Regions from separate parts of the Homo sapiens genome. Here region 1 is linked to region 2. A link is an interaction called in ENCODE POLR2A ChIA-PET data of the cell type or tissue named here. Cell type or tissue: PC-9. All regions are shown on one strand. Each heading gives the region's core, and the rest is flanking DNA. Links, peaks and the distances in the headings are about the cores only.

What was found. Peaks named below come from ENCODE experiments on the same cell type or tissue, not always from the same donor. Only the 100,000 strongest peaks of a DNase experiment are listed, where the experiment ranks them.
Region 1: POLR2A ChIA-PET joins it to region 2 with 5 read pairs; 2 of 35 experiments call an interaction of 5 or more read pairs at or near these places.

The regions. Positions count from the first base shown.
Region 1 is chr13:40,101,517-40,114,240 of GRCh38, forward strand. The region is part of intron 3 of LOC124903162; the gene reads right to left. Among named protein-coding and RNA genes, the nearest start is that of LINC00332, 74 kb to the right of the region's middle. In PC-9, for the core only: no CTCF peak of the experiment used is centred there; DNase peaks (open chromatin) are centred at 7,915 and 8,215; H3K4me3 peaks cover 561 bases; H3K27ac peaks cover 1,710 bases.
Region 2 is chr13:40,448,009-40,460,732 of GRCh38, forward strand. It overlaps LINC00598 (long intergenic non-protein coding RNA 598), which reads right to left. Exons shown (of 7, transcript NR_024507.3): 5 at 12,274-12,398; 6 at 3,056-3,195. Among named protein-coding and RNA genes, the nearest start is that of LINC00598, 27 kb to the right of the region's middle. In PC-9, for the core only: no CTCF peak of the experiment used is centred there; DNase peaks (open chromatin) are centred at 5,063, 5,523 and 5,743; H3K4me3 peaks cover 303 bases; H3K27ac peaks cover 2,552 bases.

The DNA of each region.
Region 1 (12,724 bases), core at 3,095-11,094, 350 kb before region 2:
TTGAGTTAGCTGAAGTGTAGAGTAAGCCAAAATTGTGAGAAAGTGGAAACTACCATTGAGCAGAAGATTAAGTGTAGAGAAGTTGTGTTAAGTCATGGTGGTGAGAGGAGAAGCTAAAGCACATACATCAAGAATAACCAGAGCCAGGGTTGGCCAAGCCACTTTAATGGCAGAGCATGGGATTCACCGCCCCCAAGTGCCAAGGTCCCTAGAGCCTCACTGCCTCCAGCTCTAGTCTCTGTGTGGACTAACCACACAGCAGTTTCTTATGAGAGAACTTCCTTCTTCATTACCCCTTGCTTCTTGCAATAAACCAGCCCTTATTATGTGACCTGGTTATCATGGGTCATGCTTCCTTGTAACTCAATGAGCCCACACCTGCTGCTCCCACCTGTGCCTGGGTGGTGGAGAAACTGACAGGCAGCACTGCCAAGGGGCCATGCCACTAACTTGTAGCTGTCATTCCACCATGGGGCTCAGCTCACTTGCCCCACAATGCTTGTTTCAACATGGACTGGCTGCTTAGTCAAAAACTCCCTCTCCCAGAACTGGCTCTCCAACAAGAATGGCTAAAGGATCCAAGGTAAAAAGAAACAAACAAAAATACGTAAAGGTCATATGCCTTGCACTCCTTTGTCTACCTGGAAAGAGACAATTGTTCTGGCTGTATCAGCTTATCGGCCTCCAGGAAACTTTTTGGTTATGCATGAAGTCCGCCCTCTGTTCTGTGAGTCCTGGTTTCTAAATGATTCACAGGTGTGTGGCAGGAGAGGCACTTTCCAACTCTGAGTAAAAATGATGCCAGAAAAAATCAGAGTGACACACTGTTTCTTCTCTTATGCCTCAGCCTCTAGTTGTCCTGCCAGACAGCAAGGTTTTGGGTACAATCAGCCATAAAATCAGAAGAGAGTGAATATTTATGAGCACTGCCCCACTTTGGGCAACTGTAGGGTCAAAGAGACCAATATTTCACCCTCAGAGGGATCAAGAAGAAAGAGTACCTGAACTCAGTTCGGATATGTACATAGTGCATAGCGGGGCTAGAAGCAGCCTGAATGTCACTGATCAACCTCACCTCTTTCACCTAGGACTGTCCCAAGTCATCGACAACAGAGGGGACTTATTCAACCCCCAAAACACATGCAGGTATTTAGATTCCCCACCTCTTGTATCTGGCTGATGGATAACACCCTCAAATACACCCAGCTAAGTTATAAAATCTTTCTAGAGCTAACGCCTTAGTGAATTTGTTTATTCACTGGGAGCAGGTCTCCTGGACCATTTGACCCCACAATTCCACTCCCTTGTGTTCACACTCCAGGGGAGGTTCCAGGAGAAAACTGTCTCATGTCCCCTCTCTTTTACTGGTACTGGTGATTACACAGCTGTTCAAGTTAAGATGGCTCCCTACCATGCATCCAGGGCCCACTCTGGCAGGGAGAGTGGCTTACCCGCTTAACCTGGCATGCCGAGGTCTCGGCTGTGCCCCTGAATCATTGCTGAGTGCGTCAAGGACTCCAGTCCCCAACCCTCTGCAGGCCTGACTCATGCAGCAGCTTCCCCAGAGTACGCCCACGGGCTCCAGGTACTGCTCACAAGCTGGTCTCCTCCTCCACGTAGACACACAAACAAAGCCAGTTACTAGGCTTGCTAAGCTCTGCTTAAAGTTACAGGGCCTTGCCTTTGGGGCCGCAGGCTGCCTCATGCACGCCTCTCTTGTTGTGGATGCTGGGCTCTTCCATGACAACATAGGAAACCCACCAAGGGTCCCTTTCACATTGATAATGATGTTATGAAATCTGCGGCCAATCTTGAAAAATGCAGTGCCTTATGGGAGGGGAAAAAGAGGCTGGGAGGGCAAGGGAACTTTATCAAGCAGCAACCCCAAGGCCAGACCTTGGACTCCTGGGCCCAGCCTCAGAGACTGTTTCAGGACATATGATAGAAACTCTCGCTACTGTCTTTTTAAAAAGAATCTCAGATGATTCTGATGATTCAGACAGGTTTGGGAACCATTCTCCTGGTACATACGTGTATACACACACACACACACACACACACACACGACTACATTGTATGTAGATAGGACTACATAGATATGACTGTGTTGTCATAGCAGAAATAAAAAACCAGAAAAGAATCGTGCATGTGTGGAGTCTTGTGTGGGAAGGCGGGAGATCTTCCATTAATGAATAAAATGATCTGGAGTAAATCCCTTCTCTGCCCCAGGCCTCATCTGGAAAGTAAGAATTTAGATTAAATTTTCTCCAAGATCTCTCCAGCTCCAATGAATGTGGATGCTGCACATTCTACAAATCGCTCACTGCCTTCAGACTTTAATTTTTTTTTTCAGGCAATCAGTCGTTATTTGAAAAGAGACATACAATTGGAGATAACCCAGAAGGATCTTTTTATTATCTTCACATAGGTGACTAATATTTAGAAGGATAGGTAACAAGAGCAGGTAGTGGGAGTATGAATTAAAGAGGATGAGCTGGCTGAGGTGTAATTGAAACCTTCCCCATCAAGTAAATATAATGAACCCATTGCAAACTGTAAACAGAGAAACTCCCTAGCTGGGCGTTGTGGGAGTTGTCATACGGAAAAGTGTTTATACTGGGAAAAGTAGCCAAGTTGCAAGATGGGATTAGGGGAATATCAGAGTTGGGGAGTAGAAACAAGATAGCAGCCACCAGCGCAGGGAGCCAAGTCTCTTCTCTTGCTAAATTCAGAGGGGCATTTGGGTGCTTCAGGCAGAGATCAAGCCAAGGAGGCAAACATTACTGCCTGGCTTATGGCTTTCAAAAAAGCAGGAATTGAGGAGCATGAGGCCACAGAGGAAGGAAGAGGTGGCATTTCAAGGAAGAGAATCTAAAAGAATTGTCCTGGCTTCCTTCAAGTGCTGGTCACGGCTATATGAGAAGATCAAGTGCTGGTCACGGCTATGTGTGAAGATTCAGCCCCGATGAATAATTATGTATTTATTCAATAGCTAATATTTCCAGTCTGGGAGCTTGAGGAAGACAGAAGTGGGTATATTTAGTAAGAATCCTAGGAAGGTAAGGAAGTAGAACATGAACCAAGTCTACTCGAGGTCTTGAAGGAGGTAACGTCTCAGTAGTTGTGGGTTGAGGCACGTGGATTTCATAAACAGAAGTGATAATTCGCAGTGATTACAAGCAGGCTACACAAATGATGTTTAATGGCTATTACATAGTATTTTCAGTAAATCAAATTTATTTATGTAAATTTGAGGTGCTAATTTCATGTGTGATCTTCCTAAGGGCACCAAGAAAAGGAAACAGTGCCACAGGACAATATTCAGCAAAAGAAACTATCGTGGGGATCTTTTTTTAATGGAACTTACTGCTATCAATGGTGAATCAAATCTTTTCAGGTTCCCTCCATTTTAAAAGGAAAACTAAAACATGGACAAAATGCCATCAGAGTCTACAAATCTCAGAGGAGACAGATGAACCCTCTCTAGCTCTGGAAAACTAATCTTCCCCACGTCTAATCAGAATGCTCCATCCCACCATATGTATTTTGTCATAGATATGCCACCTCCCTTTTGGACAACATCTATTTTTCCTTCATATCATAAGCATGGCCTTCTTTGTTAACCTTCTTTCATGGGTCTCATTCTGAAGACATTATCAATGGTCACTATTTTACATCTCTGAAACTGTCATACCTCTCTTCTGCATTTCATGACTCAGTTCTGTGGATCTCTTATACCCTACATAACCATCATCAGCTTCTTCACTCTCTTGCCATCTGACTTTTGGACTCACGGAAGCCATCAATGATCTCCTCCTTATCAAACTCAATGACATTGCTGGGTTCTCATCCTTAGAACTTCTTCCTTAGCGCTCTTCCTAGCCCTGGCTTAATGAATAACTTCTTCCATTTCTCCTCCACATCTGCTCCCTCATTCTGTCTCTATCAGTGAGTGCAAAGTCAAATGATAGCAGATGTCAGAGAGGTAACATACATGACCAAGGCAGGCCAGAAAGGAACTAGCGCTAAGGAAGTGCTCAACTGAAGAAGGCTGGCTGGCTGCTACCCACCTCTGAACGACGACTATGCTCAGGGGAAAGGAGGCCCAGTGCCATCAGGTGTGCAAAGTTTAAGAGAATCCAGAAATCTGAACTTTTAGGGAGGAAATATCCTCTTCAAACATTAGAAATTAGTTCAAAAAATGTTTTCTTACAAATACTTGCAAGCCAAATTAGGCACATCAGAGTGGAGACCAGCCCCCAAGCTGTGTTTTCCACATCTGCCCCACTCTGCCTCCTCTATTCCACCCCATCAATTACATAAGACCCTGAGGCCAAGAAGGTCCTATGTGAGGTGGGGAGTAACCCACCCATGGACAGAATTGTTTGGTATGGAATGGAGAGATATGCTCTATTTGTGTGAGGAATAACATGCAGGAATTTTCTTGAGGGGGCTGGAGAAGCAGAAAGGGAATTCAGGAAAGACAAATGGAAGCATCATCGATTATGAGAGTCTCTGTTGGGCTTCGTTGGCTGCAAAGGAAAAAGACATATCCAGATTCCCAAAAGTATTGGAGGTAGAACATGACTAGACTTGAGATCCATGGCAATTCTAGCAACCTGATTATCCAGGTAGCAACCAGCAGCAGATGCTTGGTGATTTCTCTCTGGTGTTCCTCCTTAACAAGCCTCAGTTACTGTCAGATTCCAGCTCTCTTATGCACCTTCGTTCCTGGGCTCTCCTTCTAACTAGTGGGCATTTGTCTACATCTCCAGTTGAGTTCCTTCAAAGAATTCCAGTTTGAGCCTAATGATTTTCTGACTTTATTTGAACACTGCTTTAGTACCAGACTACCCACAGGCTGCAAGCCATGTAAAATTTGATTCCGTTGAGTCTCTACTCATGGGTCCAGTGTCTACCCCTGGTCAAATACATTGCAGTGGGCTGGAAGATTGTGTGGTGTGTACAGGACGCAGTCAGCTTGAGGCAACTCTCGTACTAGAAGCCTGGATGAGGCCAGCAGCTAGGGGATGAGATAGTCTTCTCTAGCCAGTGACTCTGGGGATGCCATTAGGAAGTGACTGAAACATTCAGAACAACTAGTGCTGGAACAGGGAAGGAGTTTCAGAGGAAAAAAGGAACTCTGAGATTTCTACCAGGATCTGCAGAAAACAAATTGTTCAAACCTAGTCAGCTCAGGGAACAAGGGTATGAACTATAACAGGGAAAGGCAACATCTCAGAAGGCTGTAATCTCTATCTGGATACTAAATAACACCTGTCCTTAGTGCTGAAGCCATCGAGGAAATAAAGAGGTCAGATAGAAAAGAATCTTTATCTATGCATAGATAAAGCTGGACTGGATAATGTAGCTCAGACCCATCACCAAATGGACTTCGGAATATTTCAAGCTGGAAATAGGCAAATCTACCTGCATCAGTATTAGTCAAACTGAAATAACCCAAGTCTACTCACCCCAGAAGCCTTTGCAATAAGCAAGCAGTGAGCACAGCATATCCTGTGTCTGAGCAGATGCATGAAACAAGAGTTTCTTTTCCCAAACTTGCCAGAGAAATTCAGGTATTCCCCGCTTTTGTGAAGGGTGAAATAAAAGGTCAGATCTTTTCACTTTATGGTTAAGATAGAAATACGGAGAGGGGAAGAATTGTGCCTCCTAATAATTCTCAGGTCAGATTTCTGGGCATTGTTTTGAAAATTCAATGAGATAATAAATGTACTTATTTAGACAAAAATTTTTTGAGCGCTCACCATAAGCAAGGAGACCAGGTCTCTGTCCTCATGGAGGGCAAATGATTATGGTATCTAGGGCAATAAACTGTGTGTATGAAAATGTTTACTCAAGAGAGATTCAGGTCTTAAATGAGAACTTCTTTAGGAATCTACGTAACTTTACTTAGATTTTACTCACATTGTAAAACCTAGGCATGGAAGCATAGTTAAAAGATTAAATCTAATGACAGTTATCTGCTGAGACATACAACCTCTTATATGGAAAAAGTTAGAGACTGACTCTGACTCTAAAAGTCAGTCTCTGACTTCTTTTTTTTTTTTTTTTTTTTGAGATGGAGTTTTGCTCTTGTCGCCCAGGCCAGAGTGCAATGGCACAATCTCACTGCAACCTCCACCTCCTGAGTTCCAGCGATTCTCCTGCCTCAGCCTCCCGAGTAGCTGGGACTAGTCTCTGACGTCTTGAAACTCTAAGCATCAAATTGTGTTTTCTCTAATCATACTCAGACTCTGCTATACAGCATGAGAGTCTCCAGTACTTGCCTGCCTCAGGGAAGGGTGACTCCTAGGCCAGGCCAGGTGGGCCATCTAAGTATGGGTATGTACCCAGTGAGAGAACCCACCTATTTCTATCACCTCCTCTATCTTCTTTAATATTTCCAGCCTGGGAGCATTTCCCCAGGGGTGTCCCCAGCTGGTTCTTCACCCCTCCATATGGAAGATGATAGTGCCACGGGCTTGGCTCCCATGGGAGCAAATGGATCCTTAGTCTGAAACATGAAGCAGGTGTTAACACCTGGTGAAGGTAATAAGTTCAGAGCTTGCATGGATCCGTTACCCTTTCTGCTCTCAGAAGTGCTAATATTTATTCCAGCATGTTCAGCGACATCCTGCCAGACCAGAGTTCTTAACTCTTCCTAGTGTAGTGGTTCTCAAACTTCCAGGCATCAGAATCTCCTGAAGACCTTGTTAAAACCCAGATTACTGGTCCTCACCCCCAAAGTTTCTGATTCAGTTGGGCCAAAGGATTTACTTTTCTAACAAGTTCCCAGTACTGCTAATGCTGCTGGTCAGGGACATACTTAGAGAACGTGAGTCCTAGGGGATGCTTGATTCTTCTGAAATTCCATGCTTGATCTGTCTGTATGTGCCTGTGTGATTTTTGTTCTAACGTGTGTTTCATAGCTTTCATCAGAATCTCAAACCAACCAAACAAAAGCCAGTACCTTTAAGAGCATCAACTAAGGCAAAATACCTAGAGGAATGCTGATCTCAAAAGAGAATACACAATGGTGCCAAAAATACAAAAGCATTGGATAGAGCAAAGTTAGCTCCACAACAAGTGCTCAGAGTTATTGGGTAGGAGCTGGGTAATGGCTGATAGGCACAATCAAAATAAAGGGATTTGAATAGAAATTGATATTCTCACCCTACAAGAATTTATTTTTAATTATAGATAATTATTCTGAATTACAACAAGATGATTTGAAGCATTACGCTAATTCAGGAGTAATAAAGCATGAATTGCCGATGCAATCTTTAAAAATGTAACCTATCAGTCAACACTGGAACAGCAACAGACAAAAGGCTATGATCTGACATTATTATTTTATGGAGTCACAGTTAAAACTAGCCTTCGATTTACTCTTTACAAGCCCCCATAGGGCAATGAGAGATGCCAAATACCTGTGGCTCCATGTGGAGCCGAATGAAGATCTATATCCCTGCAGGCTGCCCTCCCCACTGGCTGACTCTCAGAATCCCTTGCTTTTTAGAGGCAATGGAACACAATCCATACAAGCACAAACTAGTGTCCAGTCAGAACTTGGCTCAAATCCTATCTTTGACCTTTACTAACTCAATGACCCTAAGCAAGTACTTCAACCTCTCTGAGCCTTAGCTGCCTCATCTGTTAAATGGGAAGGATAGCCTAACATACAGGGTTCTCCTGATGATTACATAATATAATTGGTAAAATGCCTGACAACAAACCATAACTTGAATCAGGTCCTGCCCTGTACTATGATGGAGCTAGTAGAATCATATTACCTATTATATTTAGGAAGTAGAAGTAAGTCTTCCAAGGAGCCATCTCAGACTCAGTGTCATTTAACAGGATACAGCAGGCTGCCTAGTTTTCATATAGCTAACATTGCATAAGCATTGTGGCTCACAGTCTAAGAATGCTACCCGAGCTTGCAGGCCAAGTGAGATCCCTTTAGTCAGGGATGGGAGAAAGTAATTGCTCAGTTGCTGACTAAACATCTGCCCAATGTATATTCTCTTTCCTGAATCTAAGAGACCACAGACTGACGAAGAAGGAGAAGGGAGAGGGGAGTAGGTTACAAATGTCTCCCATATAGTGAGTGCTAATTTCTATAGCAAGAAAGCAGATACCGTGGCTACTTTACTCAAAGTGAAAATACTTCATAAGGAAGGGAAAAAAAACAGGATTGAGCACCATCTATGAGTCAGTTTTGCTTGCACGTAATTACATAATGCCCTTTTTTGTAGAGGAAAAACCACAATAATATTGCCTAAGTTCATGGAGGCAATGATTAGTAGAGGCTGGATTAAAACCTAGATCTACCTCACCCCAAATTTCATGTGTTTTTGGTTAAGCCATTCTGTCTTTACCAAAATAGCCAACTTCTTCTACTTTATAGCATTGTTGTTTTAAGTTGAAGAAAAGAAAGATGGTGGATACATAAAGAAGAAAGACCAGAATGTGCCTACAATTGAAAGTAAGTTAAGAAAAAATCACCTCCCCATACGCAATCAGAACAAAAATTAATGGCCAAACACACAAAAGCACTTGACACAAAATACATGATCAATCTCAGAGCACAAGATCTTCTTTATCTCTTTTTTTGGAACTCAGAGAGTCAACCTGACTAAATGGTGAAGGCAATGAGGTCAAGGACCTGTTAAGGGCAGTGGAGAGTTGGAACTAGCTGGAGCACCCTTGGCTGTCAAATTCAGAGGGAAGGCAACAAAAAGCTTTGCCTGGTGAGCTTGTATTGATCTTTGAGAATAAGGATCTATGTAGATAGACCTAAATTAGTTAGGGTAGACCCAGAGACAGATCTCTGTACTTGGTTTCAGCCAAGCATTGCATTTGGATCAGGGTGGCAAAAGGGCCTTAACCAGAGAACAAACTGCCATAGCAACAGGTTAAAAGACCATGGAGAGTTGATGGAGCTAGAGGCCTAGTAATTTACACTACAGAGGCATGAACCTGCTCAGCCCAGTTGGCTCTAAGCCAAGACTGCAACCTGGCAGCCCACCAGCCAGAAGGGGCCATCACACAGACAGGCTTCTTGGTTTGATCTTCCTGGTGTTCCCTTGTGGGAAAAATATGGAGCTAGACGGACATAGTCCAACTTGATTGCTTGCCTGCCCCATGAAGGCATGAGTTTGAAACTCTTGGTTTTAAGTGGACATTACTCCTAGGCAATAGCTTGGGGTTATCAACCTGAAAACACTCATCATTGAAATTGTAGATATTGTAGACATAACTGGAATTCAGAATCTGCATAACAGAATGGACAATGAAGAATATTTGGTAAATATAGAATACATACAATGTTCACCTTCTCATCCATACCTTAGGTCTAAGGAGTACCCATTATGGGTCAGAGGTTATGCTCAATCAAACTACAAAGACACATAAGGTATAATGACTACCCTCCAAAGGATTGTTTAGTAGTGTAACTGGGGAGGTAGCCTGTGCGTAAAAAGATTTATAACAATGCCTTGGCATCTGTTAAATGCCAAGTAAGAAGGTAGACAATAAGGGAGAAAGGTGCACTGTAGTTCATTGTGGTCTGAGATGGTTTAGGTTGGCTTCGCAAAGGAGGTAGAACATTAACTGGATCTCGGTTAAAGTTAGGTTTAGATGAGTAGAACAAGAGAAACGAGGGTACTCCAAAGAATAAAGGAGAGGCGCCAGAAATGTGCGTGGCAAGGTTGATGATAGTGAATAGATCAGTCTGGCTGAAGTTGTGAATTCATACAGAAAGAGGAATGTGCATTCAGGAATTTTAAGAATAATCTCACATTCAGATTTGGAAGACTATATATCATATTACAGCCCCTAATTTTTGGTTTGGGAAACTGTGATCATCATAAACCCTGATAAAAGCTTTCAAGCCAAGAAAGCAAGTCCTGTTTGTCATTCTATCATTGTGTCCCTATCACAGTATTTGGAACTTAGTAGGCTAAATGAGCTAATGCAATTTGTTCTCTATACTTTAAAACTTATGTTCCTGATAAATATTTAATTATCAAAAATCATATAGGGACTTAGGGGTTAAATTTTCAGATGTGCAATTACAAAGTTTTTTTTCTTTCTGGAATTAAAAATACATATATAAGAGCATAGCTTTAAGAAACCAAACATCTTTGAGCAAAGCCATTCATCTAGCTTAAGAAAGGCATTTCTTTTCCTATCACCATGTAAGGGCAGAGTTGCTCACATTTTCTTATCATTCACTAATGAGCCAAATAAACTACACAGCTTCTCCAAGCGGCTGTGCAGGGCAAACTTGAACATTTTCTTCCTTAAGAAGTTATGATTACTGGGTGGTTTTAGAATACAGTTGTTTGGAATAAACAGTAGGTGTAATCCATTATTCTTAATTAATTGATCCCATCATATCCAATTCTTGTTACAAAAGCTCTGTTGTAGAAGAAATGCCAATGTTTGTAGTTGGATGAATGAATGAATAAATACATGCAGAAGAACTATTGGTGACCACACTCTAGATGTTTCTCAAAATGTTGTTAGTGAACTACTTGCACCAGAATCAACCAGAATACTGATTTAGAACTCATCATTCTCAAAGGTGAGGCTCAGAAATCTGCATTTTAGTAAGCTTCTAAAATGATTCTGATGAGCTCTAATTGCTAGAATCTTTGCTATAAAGTAGGGAGACAGCAGACTTTGGAAAACAATGTAAGTTAAGCTAAGAAGTAATTCTACGAGCTCCTGATTATAGGGCAGGGAAAGTCCAGGACAGAGAACTCCAATTGTTTTTCTGAGGCTCCTGCTGGCAGAAGCACCCTGAATGTATGATTTGAGTCGGTGGAGGGGGGTGCAGCTTGTAGAGCAAGAAATAGAGAACAGAGTTCAGTCTAGGACACTGAGACCTGCCTTCTAGGATCCAGACAAGCAAGGGTATCATGAACCAGCACAAATGACTACTGCTCCTAGGACGGTGTTGCTGCCTCATGCCATGGCTCTTCCTTCCAGGAATGGAGCAACACAGGCTTGTGGGATGCAAGATGTTCCCTGGAGCAAGACAGAATCCCACAAGGGCAGGTCACAACCGTCAGATCCTTTGGGATCCTTTGGGAAGACTACACAGCTTTAATAAGTTGTTTGGACTTCTATCTGTAGCTAACAAGGATCACAAGGCATTTGATTTTTAGGATGAGGGAGGATGTGTCCAAAAGAGCACTTGAGAAGGTGAATCTGGTAAACATATGCAGATTGTATTGGAAGGGACAGAAATCATAGGAATCCAGTAAGGAGACCACTACCTCAGTTTACCTATTATAGTCTGCCCAGTTCTTTTGATGGCTATCACATTCTCTGCCAGCACTGATTACTTCAGACTGTCTCTCTAAAGTGTAGAAATGATGTCTGACCAATCTTTGTGTTTCCTATTATGTCTGGTGCTGAACTGAATTGAGCACTCTCAATCAACGTATACTACCTCCTAGTAGTGCAAATACAGTTGAGTGTCAATTCAATGCAAAGTATACTAAAAGGTGTACTACCTCCTAGTAGTGGAAATACAATGGAATATTAATTCAATGCAAATCATACTTATCAGCCTTTTTATATTCTTCTAATTATTCAACAAATATTAACTGGATAACAATTTTGTGCCAGACAATGTACTTAACACTGGGAATAAAGCACAGAGAAACAGACACGGACCTGCCTTGATGGGAAGTGCTGTCTACTGGGAGACAGGCATCAGAGGCAGAGAGCATGCAAGGCCATTTCAAGCAGAAGAACACAAGCAAAAGAGTAGAGGCCCCAAGAAGACCTGTGTCCACCATGTTGGTAAAGTAAGGGTCTCATGAGGTGGGGCAGTGGGGACAGAGGGCAAAGCATGGCCTTGAATTTCCTGCAAAGGAGTTTGAAAGTTAACCAATAGACACTATAAAGCCATTGAAGGTTTTTTGGAAGCAGGTGATTTAACTGACAAGGTTTGGGTTTTTAGAAAATAGATTTTATAACAAAGAACAACATAGCCTACAAAAGGTTGACTCTTGAGACAAGTGTGTCAGTTAGAACATTATCGCAATAGTCCAGGTGAAAGATGATAAAGGCCTGAGCCCAAGCATTAACAAAAAGAATAGTCTACAGAGGCCAAAAAGGTCCATATAGGAGATAAAATCTATGCAGCTTATCACTGGCTGAGGAAGGGGAGGAGAGTAAGCTAGAAAGAGTTGAAAAATGTCCCTGTTCTGATGACCACTTGAATGAAGAGAATCTCATTAATTAGATTACGCAAGAAGGAGGGAGAGTTTGTACGAACCAAGCTGGCACATTCAGTTCTGATTCAACCTTCGTGATGCAGTTAAGAGTATCCCATTAAACTTACTGACGTGACCACAGCTCTTAGCTCCTCTGAGCTCTCCAGTACACCACCATTAGTTAACCTCATCAGGTACAAGCTCATTACCTCCTAATGCAGCCACTGTTTGCTAGATGCCTACTTTGTTAAAGTCTGGCAGTAGGTGTCATTTTGGAGTGGGGTAGATTAAATGGTGAATTGAGATATAGCTCCTGCCTTCAGAAGCTCACAAGCCAGGAGCAATCGATGCATGCATCCTTCCTGTGGGCCCGATCATGCACTGAGCACTGGCTACACCAGATGAGTGAGCTGCTGCACCGGTAGATCCACATACAGAAACAAATTAGGTGCCAATGCTGCTCTACGACTAAAATGGATTCCTGT
Region 2 (12,724 bases), core at 1,950-9,949:
AACACAAGCACTGTGATACTGCCAGGCTATCTGATAACAGAGCCAGCCTCTAAGCGTCTCACAGGCAGGTAGTGCCTACAGCTTGGATTCACAAGACAAAGGGAGGATTCGGTCCCAGGCTGGATGGGGTGAGACAGCAAGATATTTATTTCATCATGCTACTGAGAGTAGCACATGATTTAAAACTTATTGTTTATTTCTGGAATTTCCCTATTAATATTTTCAGACCACAGTTGACCATGGGTAGCTGAAACTGAAGAAAGCAAAGCCATGGATAAGGGGGGTCGACTGTACTTTGTTACTGCAGCCCTAGCAAATGAATAGAGGTGATGTCAGTACATTCAGTCCACATAGATTCCTGGAACAGTCTGCCTCGTTATTTGAGGTTTCTCCCAATCCATGCAAGGCTGGTTCCTTCTTTCCAACCAAACCTTAGTTCCTCCATGCCCCTTCACACCCTTCCTGACCACCCAAGCTAAACAACAGCCTCTCCACCTCCTTCACTCTATTCCACTGCCTGATTTATTTTCTTGATGGCATGTCTCACTCTCTCATCTAGTTGTTTGTAGATTTAACATCTTTCTCTGCACCCCTACAATGTAAGCTCCATGGGAGCAAGGTTCTTGTGTGTCTTGATCATAGCTATGAATTGCAGCAGAAGCTGAATACACATTTGTTGGATAGGAGCACAAAGTAAAGAAATTTAAAAATTAGAAATGGGACATCTCGTTATTCATTTCTTAATTGTTTATTCCATATACACTTATTAAGAATATGTGAGTGTCTGGAACTCTATAAGATTCTGAAGGAATTCAAAATAATCTGAAGTCCTAGCCATTGATAAGCACAGAAAACTACCAAAATTGTCCCATGCAATTATAACTAGAAAAGTGTGGTTACATCCTGTAGCGTCTGAAATCAATTTCAGCATCACCACCACCTCACACCTAACCTCTTCCTTCTTTTGCCTTTCTGTGTGCAGCCTCCTGAGAAGGAGGACAATGCAGCCAAAATGTGACTAGATCCTCCCTGAGGAATAAACTCCCTAACTGTCCCTTCCTCCCCAGTGCCCAAGGCCCAAACTCATGAACCCCAAGAGAGCCTCAGGAAAGCCTCAGCAGTTTTAGCTCCCCATGCCATCTTCCTACCACATGAATCTCTCTCCTCCCACCTCCAGATGAGACAAGGCTCTCAGGGGCAGATTGATTTGGGAGCAGATTGAATATTTGTGAGGATGCCTCCTGCTGTTTCTACCTAGATTAGCTTCTGAACAGTGGCTAAAGTGATGCCTCTTGCCATTTACAGCCTGGACTAAATGGAACTGCTGCCCACCTTATCCCTATCTTCACAGGGCCTGCCTAGGCACAGGTACCCCTACAGAGTTGCCTCAGGTTGGAGCTGGGGAAGAGGTGTTGCCTGTGTCCCCTTCACTCAGATCCTTGATCTTGTGCTAAGAAAGTGCTTTGGCCTTAGGATCAGGGGACTCTTTGTGAATCCGGCCACTGCTCATCCACTCACCAGCTGTGTGAACTCACAAACTTTCCAAAACACTCTGAATCTATTTCCTTCATTGGGCAATAAAGATCCCTACCTCACACCATTGCCATAAGGAGGAAGATATGAGATAGCACCTATTAGATGCCTCTTCTATAGTAGGTAATATCTGTTGAATATGAACCTTTCAGTTGTATATATGGAATAGACATCCTTTGTAGTTATAGGCAAGACTCATCTTACATAAAGCTTATGGCAGTGAGAAGGCTTTACCAATTTTAATTTGAATGGGTCACAGATTATTTAGGAACAAGTTGGACATGGGGGACAAAAGACAAATGACCCAGGCCTGGAGTGGAAGGGGTGGTGAGGAGCAAGGAATGAATATGGAAGCTAGGGGGAACCATGCCGTAAAGAGGTAAAGTTCTAGAATACCACTGGGCCACAGTCTAAAAACAGCAGTGCAGCCCATTGTCTTGGAGTTGAGAAGCTAGAATGGCCTGGATTCAACTGCTATACGTGGAAACAAAGGGGACTTTTCCAACAAAAATAAAAAACATAGAGCTGTGACTCAACAGTAGCAGAAATGAGATGAAACTAAGAAAAGTAACTTCTAAAGAAGGCTGGCTTTGGACACCATGAATCTACCAGGGATCCCAAATATTCTGTAGGAACTAGTCAGAGAACACAGAGGACTGAAATAGGGGCCAGAGGAGGGAAGCAGGTGAAAAGTGCTTGCATTGTGAGCAAACACGTTGCGTACCTGGTGACTGCCTTTAAAATACTGCCATGTGGCCCACAGGTCACAAGTTCATGACCTCTGCCTGCAGACCCACCAATTTCCTATATCTATGTAGTTTGTGACCCCACATTCTTCTCATTGCAATATGCTAATTTCTTGGTGAGATGGGCTGCTGGGGTGGACGTTGTTGACAATGGGAAATGGACACAGCCAAAGAAGAGATGAGACAACCGATCTAGGCCATCGTCATGGCAAAGGACTCCTATTTAGGAGTCTGGAGGTTTCATCTTCATAGTGGAAGAGGCCTCACCAGCTTCTGATTTTTAGTTCAGCCAGCTAGACTATTCCTCACCACTAAGGTGTACATTTTTGTTTTTAAATCCATGAAAATGAGATTGCGTATTTACGAAGATTTTCTTATATTTAAAAAATAGTATAACCTAGTTCTAGAAGATGACACAATTGTCTCTCTGGGGTGCCATCTTTACCTGTTCCACTGAGAAGTAGTCATCACTGGGTGGAGAAGCATGATTGCGAGCTGGTCCCATGAGCTACGCAAGCCTGACTGACACCATTGCAAAGCAGAGATTGCCTGTTCTGACATAATCACCACCACATCTCTGGCCCAACTTGCCCACCTGCAAGTGGCTCCCATGCAGATCAAGCAAGAATGATGTCACCAACCAGTCTTAGAAAGCATGTAAAGTAAATGGCATATATCTATGGGCCCCAAAACTGGAACATCCAGGAAACAATCAAGTGTCTCTTCTGGGTGTCTTGGTGGTCCCTGTGGTCTTACCCAAGATGATGAGCAGATACCTGGGGTGTAAGAAATCAGGTCCCATCTTCGATTGGACTTTTCATTTGTTGAATGGCTGTGGACAGGTCTCTTCACACCTATACTTGTTTCTCATTTGCAAACAGGAGAATGATCTCTTCCAACCTCATTCTTGAATGACCTGGAAGGTTGATTAGCACATCCTAATTCACTCCAGACTATGGAAATGATGCAGCACTCCATCATCATCACGGACATCGCACACCCATGGGATTCATAAGTTACATCGAAATAATTAAATCCTTCCCAGTGGCCTTCTTGAAAATAGTTGTGATATGGAAATAAAATTAACCTCATAGATAAGCACCAAACTACCATATTGAAAGAGGTTTTTATTTGGGGGTCAATTTTCTCTCTAGGTTTCCATCATATTGCTCATCACAAGCAAAAATAATGAACACAAAACCATCTTAATACCCACAGAGCTGGAATACACCACATCATCACTATTGAAGGCAGATTATAGATAAAAGGAGATAGTTGAAAACATCATTTACATTGCCTTGGATTTGTTTATTACTGAGTAAATGAAAGGAATTTTACAATAATAGAAACATAAACAATAAAACCGTTAAGTCAAGAATAAAATAGCAATTGCTAAATAATAAAATGGAAGAAACAATACACCAAAAAGTCTTGACCAAAGATTGGTATTTTAACAGAGTACAAGGTATAGCTCTATACATCCATACTTGCTGTTCTTTTATAAATTTTTTAAAGTTGCTCTTTCTCAGAATTATAAGAATGATATTCAAGTCTAAAATGCCTAGCTTTAACCTGCTAGATAAAATTGGATGTTCAAGGAAAGAAGGATAGAGGTAGATGTAACCACAGATTCTGAATTTAGTGTAAATTCTTACCTTACTTTTATCTCCCTCCCTCTATTCCTGACCAAAAAAATTTTTAAGAAAATGTAAAGGAGACTATCTTACAATAATAACCCTATTGTCTCACATGCTTGCATTTTCTTAGTCCTAAATTCTTCTGTGACCTTCCAGAGGAAAGACCTTGATGGCTTGGTTGTCCTCATTTGACACATTAGCCACTGCTTTCACATACAGAAAACTGGAGTCAGGTGAAATAAGCATTTATGGAATCACTTTCAAAATACACAACCCTGTGTTTTCAGAAAGCAGTCTGTGCCACAGGCCCATCAATTTCTGTAATCACATCTCCCACTGGCTAGACACCAGTCAGAACATATTCAAAGAATTCAAAGGCTTCTCAGTAAAAGACAAACCAGCTTGAATTTGGTTCCAGTATTCAGATGGGGAGCCAGCAGCACTTGGCAGTCCAGGAGCTCAGTAAGTGTCCCCAGGGACAGTTGCAAGGGACTGATCTCTCTATGGTTCCCCCAGCCACAGGAGGAATCAAGAAGTTTTATTTCCTCCCATGTATATCCTGAGGCTTGAAGGTCCTGTCGTTCAGGACACAGTTTGAAGGAGGAAGTTGAGTGCTGTTCCCTGTGGTATGACCCCTGCACTGAAGACTGACCAGCAGAAGTTCTAGCCTGGTGCTGGGTTCCATAACAAATCTGCTGAAGTTCCGTCTTTGCGTAACGGAGGCTACCGTCTGTTCCTGAGCACAGGCTGGAGAGAAGGGTCTTCGCCTCTTCAGCCAGGCTTAGCGCTGGCAAAGAAAATGAGCTTCTTTATACCATGACCCTGAGTAGTAGAGACAAAGCCATTTCCTCCAGTCCCATAAGAAGTGGCACAAGAGGCAGCTCCAAGAAAATGGGCATTTTAAAAGCATGTGTGTTTGTGTGTTTCAGTTGCTTGAGAAATAACTTCCAGGTCCTTCTCAGGCATGCTACAAAGCTAATGCCATGGGTGATTCAGCCTGAGGACGGCAGTGCTGTTGCCCTTCCATAAGCTCCTAGAGCCATGACAATGTCCTCCCCCAGAGGTGCTGCAGTGAAGCCCACATTTGGAAGGCAAGACACACTCCTATGTCACACAAGCTTTCAGTCATGACACAGCCTACCTCACAGCTGAGGTGCCTCCAACCCTGTATTCACTGGAGTCGTTCAGGTGTGTGTTCTGTGAAACTGATCAGCCTGTTTAATTTGGAACTTGCCTATGATTGCCCCATCAGCCTATGTTATTCTGGGCTTCCAACTGTACATTTCAGATCCAGTTTTCACATGCCTGAGAAACTGTGTTATGAGACAACTAAGATATTTAAGAACTTTTATAAGCATTTTCACTGAACTCGCAAGTTTGCTTAGAGCAGTGGTTGTCAAGGTAGGATCCCTTGGCCTAGGTGTGCCAGCATTGCCTGGAAACTTGCTAGAAATATACATTCTCAGGCCCCACCCTAGAAACCCAGGGGGAGGAGCAGCAATCTGTGTTTTAACAAGGCCTTCCATTGATGATTCAAGTGTTTGGAACCACTGGCTTCACCACGGTGGGGGAAGGCAAATAGATACACATATGAAATCTCTCAGTATCATCTGAATGTAGAATAATTTTTCCCACTAAGCAAAAGCCAAGCTTCTTGTGTTAAAGTAGGAAATGAAACATAGGGTTGAATTTCACTTCATGGATCTTCGTCAAATCTGTTTCTCTTGGAGCAGAATTCTTAACCAGGCAAATAAAACAGAGCAGAAAATGCCCTGGGGGATATTTTAAACACCCCATTGTTTTTGGCACAGGAAGACATAGTCTTTACCTCTCAGTTGCCTCCAGGCAGCTCCTGTCAGACAACTCAATTAGACTGATGTGGGAAGCCGACAGGTTTGCGGTTTATCTCTTCCAATGCTGGCTCCAGCATGACCATGTTCTTTCTTTTTTTGAGACAAGGTCTTGCTCTGTCACCCAGGCTGGAATGCAGTGGCGTGATCACAGCTCTCTGCAACCTCCGCCCCCTGGCCTCAAAAGATCCTCCCTTCTCAGCCTCCCAAGTAGCTGGGACCACAGGGGCATACCACCACTCCCAGCTAATTTTTATATTTTTTGTAGAGACGGGGTTCCACCAGGTTGCCCAGGCTGTTCTCAAACTCCTGGGTTCAAGCGATCCACCCTCCTTGGCCTCCCAACTGCTGGGATTACAGGCATGAGCTATCATGCCTGGACCAAGACCATTTTCAAGATCTAGTAAGAAAGTTGGTGAAAAACGACAACCACATAATCTGTGTCACAAAGACAGATAAAATACTTTCCAGTTTATCTGGTCACCTCTCACTGAAAACAGGGATGCTGCTTGACACACACAAAGATTTTCTTGGTAACAATATCGAATACCATGACTGGCAGCTCCCTCTGAGAAAAATGGTAGGTGAAATAGAAAGCTAACCTATCTAATGTTTGTTTCCCTTCTTTTTCTCATTAAATAAAAAAGCCAATATTACAAATACTAACTCTGTCTTTCAGAGACTAGAGAATGTTAACTCTATTTCAGAAACCTGAAGATAAGGTCTTCCCTTAGAAATCTGCCAATGGTTTTATGGTTTTCATCAAGGAACCAGTGGCCTGGTTGAAAACTTAGCAACTTGAGAGACCTTAAGTCTCTCAAAGGATATAAAATCCCATTTTGTCAGAAATACCAGACTTGTTCAACAAAGATGTTCAGTTTTTTAAAATATGAATAACATTTGAGTTCTTATCTCACGTCTGATTTCTTAATTATTCAGTTTAATTAGTTGCTATTTAATAATGCTAAAACTAATCAATAAAAAGAAAGGGGAAACTGTAATGTTGCTGTCTCCACCATTATTTAAATATAAAAGAACTGTCTTTCAATGAAGTTCATAGGATTAGTTTCCAATTCTTATTTTTCTTGAAAATCCATTTTTTGGTGGAATAATGTTGTTATGTAGTTTGCTAAATACTTGCTTTTTTATTAAATTTAGGAATGGTTCTTAAATGTTTTATATTGAAATACTTATCATTTTTTTCCTATGCCCTTGAGGTGATGTGTTATATAAATTGATTTATTAATATTTAATTATCTGTACATTCACAAATAAGGCATATTTGGTCATTTATTATTTTGCTGCATTGTTACACTAGAGTTATTATTTAGCATAGATTTTTAATATCCTATTATAAGTGAAATTGAGCTGCAGTTTCTAATTTTGCATTCTTTTTGTTAGGTTGGAGATTAACATTCCAAATACTATTTCTTAGATCAACGATGAAAATTTTAATTAACAGTAAAGTGTTATGGGTGTCCCTATCATTATCAACAGACAAATAAGTAAGGAGCAAATAAAGACACCAGTTCTAATGGCCAGATTTAGTATTCATATTATATGTATTCATATATGTCTGTGTATTCTAGCCAATACAATATCAAACAAACAAAACAGATGCATGTAAGTGGAAAGAGATAACATTTCATCCCAATATATAATTGCCTGTGTAAAAACAAAACAGACAGCCAGGCGCAGTGGTGCACACCTGTAACCCCAGCACTTTGGGAGCCTGAGACAGGCAGATCATGGGGTCAAGAGATCGAGACCATCCTGGCCAACATGGTGAAACCCCATCTCTACTAAAAATACAAAAATTAGCTGGGTGTGGTGGCAGGCACCTGTAGTCCCAGCTACTCGGGAGGCTGAGGCAGAAGAATTGCATGAGGTTGCAGTGAGCCGAGAGTGCACCACTGCACTCTAGCCTGGCAACAGAGCGAGACTCCATCTCAAAACAAAACAAAACAAAAAAACAGGTATAAACACACATACATAAACAGAAACTTAAAAAACTAAAACTACAATAGCTTTTATATTTTTGTGTATTATTATACATATATACATACACACAGAATTGGAAAACACTGAAAAAAATTATATAATTCACAGTAACAACAATACACAAAATACCTAGGTTTTACTTAAGGGGAACTGTGTAGGACATGTAGAAAAAATATATTTAACAGAAGAATGTAAAGAGAAAGCTAATCAGGCCAGGTGCGATAGCTCACACCTATAATCCCAGCACTTTGGGAGGCCAAGGCAGGTGGATCACGAGGTCAAGAGTTCCAGACCAGCCTGGCCAACATGGTCAAACCCCGTCTCTACTAAGAATACAAATTAGCCAGGCGTGGTGGTGCATGCTTGAAATCCCAGCTACTTGGGAGGCTGAGGCAGGAGAATCACTTGAACCCAGGAGGAAAAGGCTGCAGTGAGCCAAGATCACACCACTGCACTCCAGCCTGGGCAATAGAGCAAGATTCCATCTCGGGGGAAAAAAAAAAAAAAGTGAGAAAGCTAATCAATAACCTCGTCAATGTTAAAGAGATGTCAATTCATCCCAGAGAGATCCAGTGGATTCAAAATATTTCTCAACTAAAATCCTAGCATTCATTAAGCAATTTTACATTCTAAGAAAAACTGCTCTGGAAGCTTTAGGTTGCCAGGTAAGATACTCCCACCACGAACTAATCAGGCAAATGCCCAGAAGAACTTCAGCCTTCTCAGGCAACGTTTACGGAGCTCATGACTTTGGGCAAACAGCAATCACAACACTGGCAATGAGAATGCTGTGCACAGTCCTGGAGCACCTGGCCAGAATGTGGAAGCACTGGCAGGTGCCCAGGGGTACTCAGGTGTGCCACCAGTAATGAGAACAGCTGGTACCCAGTGGGGAGCCATTGTGGGCAGCAGCAACTGCTCTGGGCAAATCATCCTCAGCTGGTCCTTAACATCACTACCCAGCAACAGCAATCCCCATTGGAATGCTCAAGTCCCCATCTGAGTGCTGAACAGCTGCAGCCTGAGGCTCCAAGGGAGAGTACTCTCTGTGGACTATAGAAATGGTAGGGAGGAGACAGCCCTGGGCCAGAGGATGCAGCTAAAAATCTCTGAGCAAAAACCACCTCCTGTCAACCACCAAAGGGAGAAATGGAGTCTAGTCTTGCTTCTCAAATTTGACTATGTGTCACTGTGACGATAACTCTTATGTCTTTATAGAAGGAAGAGGGATGGAAGGACTGGCCCCTGCCTGCTCCAAGCACTGCCACTGTGTAATAGGACAACCATAGGTTGACAGGTACCCAACAGAGTACGGATCAGCACTGCCCAACTCTGGGACGTGCCATTCTACCATATCCACAAGGCCAGTGTGAATGCCAAGCCACAGAAGACAGCAGAGCATGGGCTGAGTCGTCAGTGGGCAGGAACAGGGCTTCCCCTACAGAAGCCCGGGCTGCAGCCCTCCCAGTGGTGTTCAGGCCCCTCAGGCACACCAGCAAGACCGTACTCTTTCCCCACTAGGCCACCGAAGAGAACCCTGGAAGGGAGCAGGGCGTGTGTGAGGTCTCTGGTTTGCTGTTTGACTCCTTCTGGCATTCAGTTCCATCCCTCTCCTCCCACCCCTCCCCAAATTCCACTTACTTCAATATCTCCATTCAAATGCCTGCTTCTCTTCTAAGAGAGGCATATTGCCCCACCCTCTCCTTCCCCACTTACAGAGAGCTCTATCAGAATTTACCCCCACGTTCTCTGGCACTTTGCTTCAATCTCCAGCAGGGCACTTGCTCTGAGCTGCCTTTCCTTCTAGTTAGTTGAGTTCAAGTCTGTGGACTGCAGACTCCATAAAGGAGCTGGGACCATCCCCTCCTTTGGTGCCTGGAACAGTAGTTTGCACAATAAATATTCTGAGGATGCTCAATAAATATTTTTTGAATGAAATTCATTCCTTCTCTGCCTGTCATTGAGTTGTGGAGGTGAAGAAAGTTCAGGTTCTTTTGGCACTTCCTTGGGACCCTCCGGACCCAAAGCAGTTAAGTTCTTGTGTGTTAATGAGATGAAGAAAAGAACCCAGCCCTTGGGATCCCTGGTTGTCATCTGATTATGCTCTGTTTGGCTTCTTGCAAAAAATGCCCAAGCACCATCCGCTTGCTCCAGTTCTGCTTTCATTCCAATGCTTGCCAGAGACCAGCTTAATTTAATTTTGCTCCCACAATGTGATGTTCACACAAAAATCTTGAATGTTTCACACTTGCCAATGTTTGAACATGGATTTCTTTTACACTCTCCGTTATATTTTCTTCTGGAGGCTTAGTTTGGCAAATTCCGCCATTTCCTTTAAGAGAAGTGCTGTCTCTGCCAATAAAAAAAATGTTTCAAGCCAAAATCCTTTCTTCCATACATACGTACAAGCAGAGTGTATACACCTCATGCATAATCCAATGCAGGATCTCACTGTCCTATGGAGGGTGTAGGGGGGAAGAAGGTTGGTGGTGTCCTTGCTCACTGGGACAGTCGCCCAGGGGACACGAGACATATACAGCCAGTCTCCTTGTGCCTACCAGGGTCTGGCAGCCCATTAGAAGGAGCCCAGCCCCAGCAAATTAGGGGTTGGGTAAGCAGCTGTGGAGCCTTTTACTTCAGGGATCTTGTCATTCGATGCCTCAGCCTTAGCTTTCCAGTGCATGCACACATGAGCACGTGCACGCATGCACACACACACACACACACCCTGCTTTTTGCCTGCCAGAGAGCAAGAAAGCTATTGCCAGCCATAGGACAGCCAAGAGCAGAGTTGCAGCTGCATCCAGGATGGTCCTGAAGGAGAGGGGTGGAAAGCGCTCTTCTCCCAACCACGCTCTTTGTCCTTAAGGGGTGTCCAAATCACTGATGCAGCCTGAAAAGAAAATGTACACGCACGCTGAACAAACTCTGGTGCAAGAACCAAACAGGACCCCCTCATTGCCTGAAAGCTATTCAGTAGAGGGTGATGTAAGACAATTTAATCCTTCCGTGGGCAGAGGACCTTGTGCACAGAGGGGCAGAGCTAGTGCAACACGAGCTCACTCCCATGGAGGAGTCCATGGCAGAAGGCACAGTTCACTGGCAGGGCACGATCCTAGGGTCATTTTCAGGATTCGCTTCGCAGCTGCGGTAGCTACTGACGTGGGAGTAAAGGGTCTCTTCATTGCCTTGTAGGTGGTTAGATGTCTGGACAAGTGTAGTTCACAACATGCCACGGCAACTAAAAATGATACAACAGCAAGACAAAAAAGAAAAGTAGGAAAAAAGAAAGGGAGAGAGGGAGGGAGGGAGAGAGGGAGGGAGGGAAGGAGAGAAGAAAATTTTAAGTCTCCACTTCCCGCAGACTTAAGCATTCTGGTAGAAGAATCAGCGTATCTTGCTCAGGAATAAAGTTGCCTGTATGGAGGGATGAGAAGCAGAGGTGTCTCTGAGGCCCAGGTTGATGGCAGCCCCCACAGGTGTCAGGTGAGAAAGAGAGAACTTCCAAGTGTCAGTGCCACAGAAGGACCCAAAAGTCTCTTCCTCACCTCATCAGCTCCTAAGTCTCCGTGGATACGGCTGGGTGGAGCGGGAGGATGATCACAGGGTTTAGAGACAAAAAGCTGAGATATTGAGTCCTTGTTCTTTTCTTCCTTATTATACAATTGTCACGATTATAAAAAAATTCCTTTAGCCTCTTTGAATACAGGGTCTCGTAGGTGGTGGCCACAGGGAAACAGGAATTTAAACTGAAAAAGTAAACTGGAAATGGCCAGCTGCTGATCAATGGGCAAAACGTTCCAGCTAAGCAGGACTTGGAAGCTCTAGAGATCCCTGTACAACACTGTACCTGTGGTTAATAATGTATTGTACACTTAAAATTTTTAAGAGGGTAGATTTCATGTTAAGAGCTCTCACTAAAATAAAATAACATAACATAAACTGAATCCATCAGCTGTACAGCAAAAGAAGTCAATCGGAGCAAAATCTTCACAGCCCAGTTTGCCAGGCACAGAACGCTGTGGCCCTTCTCTGACGGTTCTGCCTCTCGAGGAGATATTGGCTTCACTTTTCCTTGACTCCTTGGCACAGAGATCCAGAAGGCACGCTACACTCCAGAGCATTCCCACCTCTGCATCCCTCTAAGCTGCCTTGGTGATGCCAGCTAAGCCAGAATTGAAAAGTCACTTGGCCGGGCGCAGTGGCTCACGCCTGTAATCCCAGTATTTTGGGACGCAGTGGCAGGAGGATCTCTTGAGCCCAGGAGTTCGAGACCAGCCTGGGCAACATGGTGAAACCTTGTCTCTGCTAAAAATACAAAAAGTTAGCCAGGCATGGTAGCACATGCCTGTAGTCCCAGCTACTCAGGAGGCTGAGGCACGAGAATTGCTTGAACTCGGGAGGCAGAGGTTGCAGTGAGCCAGGATCACACTACTGCATTCCAGGCTGGCTGACAGAGCGAGATTCCATATTAAAAAAAAAAAAGAAGAAAGAAAAGTCACTTACCAGAAGCTGAGGCACATTCCCCAGGAGGAGGCCTGATTTTCTGAAACAATCCTCACTCATCTCAGCAATGACTGGGAGGAATCCAAAGACCTCTGGCCAGCTCATGAATTGTGGCAGGCAGAGCCCTGATGCATTTTTAAAACATCAAAGTAATTTATTAGACTCAGTTGATATTGTTGACAGATTTATTGAAGTATAGTTGACATATGATAAACCACACATATTAAAGTGTACAGTTAAAAAGTTTTGACAAATGTATATGTGAATAATGGCCCCACCAAAGATACCCCTGTCCTAATTCCTGGAACCTGTAACTGTGTTACCTTACATGATAAAAGGGACTAAAAAAGGGACTTTGCCGATGTGAAGACGTTAAGGATCCTGAGATGGGGAAAGTATCCTGGATTACTCGACTGAGCCTGATCTACTCACTAGGGCCCATCCTCATAAG